2 separate regions of the Homo sapiens genome follow, and region 1 is linked to region 2. A link is an interaction called in ENCODE POLR2A ChIA-PET data of the cell type or tissue named here. Cell type or tissue: IMR-90. All regions are shown on one strand. Each heading gives the region's core, and the rest is flanking DNA. Links, peaks and the distances in the headings are about the cores only.

What was found. Peaks named below come from ENCODE experiments on the same cell type or tissue, not always from the same donor. Only the 100,000 strongest peaks of a DNase experiment are listed, where the experiment ranks them.
Region 1: POLR2A ChIA-PET joins it to region 2 with 12 read pairs; 3 of 35 experiments call an interaction of 5 or more read pairs at or near these places.

What each region holds. Positions count from the first base shown.
Region 1 is chr13:35,641,485-35,644,411 of GRCh38, forward strand. The region is part of intron 49 of NBEA (neurobeachin); the gene reads left to right. Among named protein-coding and RNA genes, the nearest start is that of LINC00445, 55 kb to the right of the region's middle. In IMR-90, for the core only: no CTCF peak of the experiment used is centred there; no DNase peak of the experiment used is centred there.
Region 2 is chr13:35,963,642-35,966,568 of GRCh38, forward strand. The region is part of intron 3 of DCLK1 (doublecortin like kinase 1); the gene reads right to left. Among named protein-coding and RNA genes, the nearest start is that of DCLK1, 170 kb to the right of the region's middle. In IMR-90, for the core only: no CTCF peak of the experiment used is centred there; a DNase peak (open chromatin) is centred at 1,330; H3K27ac peaks cover 405 bases.

The DNA of each region.
Region 1 (2,927 bases), core at 323-2,822, 320 kb before region 2:
CAGCAAAAGAAAAATGAACAAACTACCGATACATACAACAAGGTTGAATCTTGCAGACATAAAGTTGATCAAAAAAGGCAGAAACAGGAAATATGTAGTGTATAACTCAATTTATCAAAAATTCAAGAATAAAAAATAATTGATGATAAACATCAGAATAATTATTAGCTTGACAGGGTGATGGGGCTAGATAGGGGGAATAATTGGCTGGGGAGGCACACAAGGTTACCAGTATCTATGTATTCTCTCATGTACCCACCACCCAGACCAAGATATGGAACCTTCTAGTTCCATTCCAAAGTCCTCTGTCTTAATGTAGATGGTGGTTAGAAGAACTGAAAAAATGTATATACATACATATATACATTCATCAAGCTGTACACTTAAGATTAGTGTACCTTATACACTTTTATCTTAAACCTTAAAAAATGAGTAATTTGAATAAATAAATAAAAGTGAATGCACATAATAAGCTTAACTTCAGGATACCAAAATCAGTGATTTCTTAATAACATTAAGAAAGAATATTATTTAAGTACAAGCAAATCTATATTTTCATGTTATTCTACCAAAGTGTTGTCTACCAATGGCTGCATGGTCTTTTGTATTTGTGAAACATCAAACGTTTTGTTAGCCACATTTGTTTTAAAAAATCTAGTGGTTTAAGCCTATTACCTATGCTGGCTTTGTATGAAATATGTAAGACTCATGATACCACTGTTTAAGTAAAAAGTCACTATGATTTATTGATTCTAAGATGCACACCATTTTCATATCTCAATACTCCAAAATCATAATGTGTCTTACAATCAATCAATCATAGCATATTTTAATTGATAGCATATTTTACTTATTAATAGTATATAAAATAATGGAGCTTCTAATAATGGATAACATAGATTTAATGAAGTTGGATTGATGGACATTTCCAAAGTTTTAGTCTCTTTCCATATACATTATACATGCTCATGAGCTCACGTGTTCAATGTTAACTCATTTTGGGTTTACTGGAAAGTACAACAGATACACAAAGCAACTGATATCTTGTAATACAAATTAAAGTTTTCATTATTATATTTTAAAAGGATTCACAAGCCCCAAAGCATATAAGAACCAGACAGGGAATAGATGAGTGACACAAGCCAGTGGCAGTGCCCAGGTCATGTGAGTGGTGGGCGTTACAAAAGGGCAGTTGTGCAGGAATGCTGATGTGGTATTGCCTGATCTGCGAAGTTTTTAAGAGAAGCCAAAAAATCCAATTTCTTGTATGCCATTTACTGACCTGTAAATTTTGGCTCAAATAGAAACCATGTCTGTGAGCTGAATCTAGCCCATGGGATGCCAGTGTGTGACTTTGGGCTGAATGTAAGCTCTTTGAGGGCAGGAATCTTTATCTGTTTCATTTTACCAGTATCATTAATATCTAGAATGGAATCTAGTATGTAGTAGGTACTCAACAAATACATGTTTTGTGAATAAATAAAGTTAACGTTAAATCTCACTGACCCTTGCAGACCAATGTATAGAGAAATAGATACATGTAGAATTTTTTTAATGACATTTCTGGATAATATAGAAGGAATTCATCTCACAGTTCCAGTAGTTTCTTTTTTTTTTTAACTTGATATATTTGGAAATTTTTAAGGGAAAATTTCTATATGGTAGAAAACCTTTTCATGCTGTGGACAAGCTAATTCTTACTTAATCTTCAAACCTGAGCTCTGTCCTTTTTCCAAAAGTCTCTTTCCTAAGAACCTATTCCCCTTCCCCTCTGTCACTCGTCTGGGCTCCCAGGGCAGCCTGGGCTTGTCTCCCCTGTGTCCTGCTCCCTACCATGTGCACTGACACACTCATCGTCTTTATTTTGGGGGCTGCTAACTTCCTGAGGTCAGCCTGGTATCTGACTTTGTATCCCTTGGCATAGAGTAAGCATTCAACAAATGTCTGTTAATTGTTTTTGTGGTATTGAATTGTAAAAGTAAAAAATTCTGAAGTGCTTTTCTTTTTCTAGACCAGGTTTCAGTTTTATACAAATGCCCTGCTTCTGTATTCACCAAATATTTTTAGAATCTCTGTTAAGACTAAGTCACCATCCTGACCTGCAGAGATTCAGTCTGAACAAACAGACATACATAAATAATTGTGTGTTAAAATCTATAGTAAAGGAGAAAAATGTGCTGTGAGAATATGCAGGGCATTCATTATGATTTAGAAGGATTTAGATCCTTGCCCAAGGAGGTGAAGGATTTAGATCCTTGCCCAAGGTTAGCATTCGGGGAGGATTTTCTCCTACACAGGGAGTAGCTCTCAGAACAACTACTTCATTGTAACAATTCATGGGTTGCAGAATGAGTTCTGCGTGTCACCAGGCAACCCTCCCATTCACAGGACCTGCACACTTGACAAGAAAGTCATTGATGACCCCCTTAAAGTGGGAAAGGACAGAAAATCTTACATGGGGAGCAGGTGAAGAAAGATAGTAGGTGCTCACTCTCCCCTCAAACGTTTTAGTAATGACAAGAAGTAGAACTTAAAGGAGACAGCATGCTTTTCAAGATCAGAAAGATCTGTACATTTTTAAATCAGAGGGTAAGGAATTACTGGAAGGCAGGACTACCAGATAGCTAAAAGGTAAATATTGGACTGAGATCCTTTGGGTCATGAAGGCATGTAAAGTAGATCACAAGGAAGAGGGAGTCAGTATAGTCTCAAAAGAAATAAACGTTCAGTGTCGAGAACTGACTGTCTTAATGAAAGGATAAAGTTAGTCACAATCTCGTCTTTATCCTGATGCCTGATTGGGGAACTCTTTTAAATATATATGCATATGTATTCTGCCTTAGTCCAAAATGGTCAGAGTTGGGACTCACTGAAGAGAACTGCACAGAAGATTTCTAGAAATTTTATCCATTTCATAACATTTTCTA
Region 2 (2,927 bases), core at 206-2,705:
ATGGTAATCTTCAGGTGTTTAGGAAAGACCTTGTGGGAAATGATTGGATTATGGGGGTGGTTTCCCCCATGCTGTTCTCGTGATAGTGAGTGAATTCTCATGAGATCTGATGGTTTTATAGATGGTAGTTTTTCCTGCATTCTCACACATTTCTCTCTAATCTGCAGCCATGTAAGACATGCCTCTTTCCCTTCTGCCACAATTGTAAGTTTCCTGAGGCCTCCCCAGCAATGCAGAACTCTGAGTCAACTAAACCTCTTTATAAATTACCCAATTTTGAGTATGTCTTTACAGCAGTGTGAAAACAGACTAATACAATGGTAGTACAATAATTTGAGAAAAGCAATTTCTTTTTAGATAGAAAAATACTTCTAGAACCAGGAAATAGTAGTTAAATTATTACTACTGCATGAAGTTAAACTTGGAGAGGACTATCTTTTTCAGATTAAAACTACTTTAAAAATGCAATAAAATCCTCTTGTATCAAATTATAAGAAGATAAGTGGCAATAATCAAGAATTATTATGGCCCATTTTCTCTGCAGAACTTCTGGAAACTAATTAAATTTGTAAGATAAGGGGGTGTATAAAATTGCAGAATTAAAGACATTCAAAAGGAATATGCCGTGAAGTGCCAGGTTTGGAGAATTTGTAATATAGGATTGTGAAGGGGAAAAAAAGAAACAATTTTCACTAACAATGAAACCATAAGAATTCCAGGAGCATTTTGTAAAAGAGGAAATGAACATGCAAATTGCATGAATGCAGGATTTAAGATTTCATAGGCAGTGCTAGAGTTTTTAAACTTCCGTCTTCCTTTCCTACTTGGCAGGCTCACTTTGCTACCTAAAATTCTGCCTTCAGGAAGACATTAAATCAGCAAACCTAATTACACTGAGGCATGTGGCCGGAAATATTTGTTTTCATCTCATAAATTCAAATCTTTGTAAACCATTTGCTAGAACATACTTTTTATTTTGCTTGCATCCAAGTTTTCCTACACATACAAAAATCTGAGCATCAAAAAGAAACATTCTTGGAAGCTATGACTTCCACGGGTTCCGTAAATTGAAATCTATGGGCCAAATCTTTTTGTACAGCCCTTGAGCTAAGAATGGTTTTTACATTTTAAAATGGTTGGAAAAAAAAAAAAAAAAACTCAAGCGAAGAATCACATTTTGTGTCAGGTAAAAATGGTAGGAAATTCAAATTTCAGTGCCCATGAATAAAGTCTTAGGAACACAGCCATGCTCGCTTGTTTACATAACGTCTATGGCAGCTTTCCAGATACAAAGACAGAGTTGAGTAGTTGCAACAGAGATCATATGGTTCACAAAGCCTAAAATATTTACTCTCTGACCCTTTTCAGAAAACGTTTGCTGACCGCTGACTTAAGCCATAACTTAAGTTGCTCTAACATGAAATCTGCAAGTTCCTTTACATCATGCCCTAGAAGACACTGTTCTGAGATCACCAGTGCAGTTCTTTACTCCTTCTCTACCTAACAGTCTTCTGAACACTGGGCAGGTACCTCATGAATGTGTCATTCATGATGCCAATAATTTTAGAAATAAGTACAACACACATAGCCATCTTTCAGTAGAAAAAGAATATTCCTGTATATGTCAATAAATCTCTACTCTGTTTGATCAATGAGCCAGGCTGGGCATGCGTTGGCCATTTGTATTTATAGGACCAGTCAGTCCAAAGGACCGGCTCCACTGATTCTTTGACTCGAATTTAACTGAATTAACACGAGCATCTGGAGCTTTTGTACTGCGTGCATGTGCCCTAATTCCATCTGATAGTGCCATGCTCTTTGTTAGCCAGATGTTATTCACTTGGTTGTAAGCGATGTTTCCACATTTAAAAATATTTACTTTTTTAAGGATCTCAGTTTACCAGTTGCTGTGCAAAGGACAGAAAGAGAAAATTCTTGCTCAGGGAAACCTTGAAATGTCCTCCCACAAAGAAAAGATCATTAGAAAGCAGCTAAAGAATGGTTAAGAAACCACATTGCTCCTCTCCTCTTTTAGGAAGACTGACTGGAAGCCACTGAGAATCAACTATGCTTAATCCCTCTGCATCCAGACCCCTTCCACTCTTAGGGGTGGAGTAGAGCACTTGTATTCTCTCACTCTCTCTCTCTCTCTCAGCCGTTTTGTTTTGTGCTGTGCCCAATCTTAGAAATACTGTTCAGAGCCATATACAAATAAAAACAAGAACAATAAGAGACTGTAAGGGATCTGAACTTCTCATTCCAAAGAGAGGAGGGCCACAGGGAGAGTTCCTAGACATTTGAAACAAGATGTCAGGAGATCAGGAAATGCTGAGGAAAAACAGAAAGCTCAAGGTAAAGAGACAAACAAAACAAACACATGAAACAAGAAACATGAAAAAACTTTTTTGAAAATACAATTCATTTGAAAATGGAAATGGGTTGCCACCCATTAGGGTGGCCATTATTAACAAATAAACAGAAAATGGAAAATAACAAGCGTTGGCAAGGATGTGGGGAAACTGGAACTCTTGTGAAATTCTTGTGGGAATAAAAAATGATGCAGCCACTGTGGAAAACAGCATGCTGATTTCTCACAAAAAATTAAGTGTGGAATTCCCATACAATCCAGCAATTCCACTTCTGGGTATATGCCCAAAAGAACTGAAAGCAATATCTTGAATAGATATTTCTGCACCCATGTTAATAGTAGCACTACATACAATAGCTAAAAAGTAGAAACAATCCAAATATTCATTGATGGATGAATGGATAAACAAAATATGACATAACCATAAAAGAGATTATTCAGCCTTAAAAAGAATGAAAATTCTGGCCTCTCCCTCTCCCTCTCCCCCTCCCCCTCCCCCTCCCCCTCTCCCTCTCCCTCTTTGCACGGTCTCCCTCTGATGCTGAGCGGAGGCTGGACT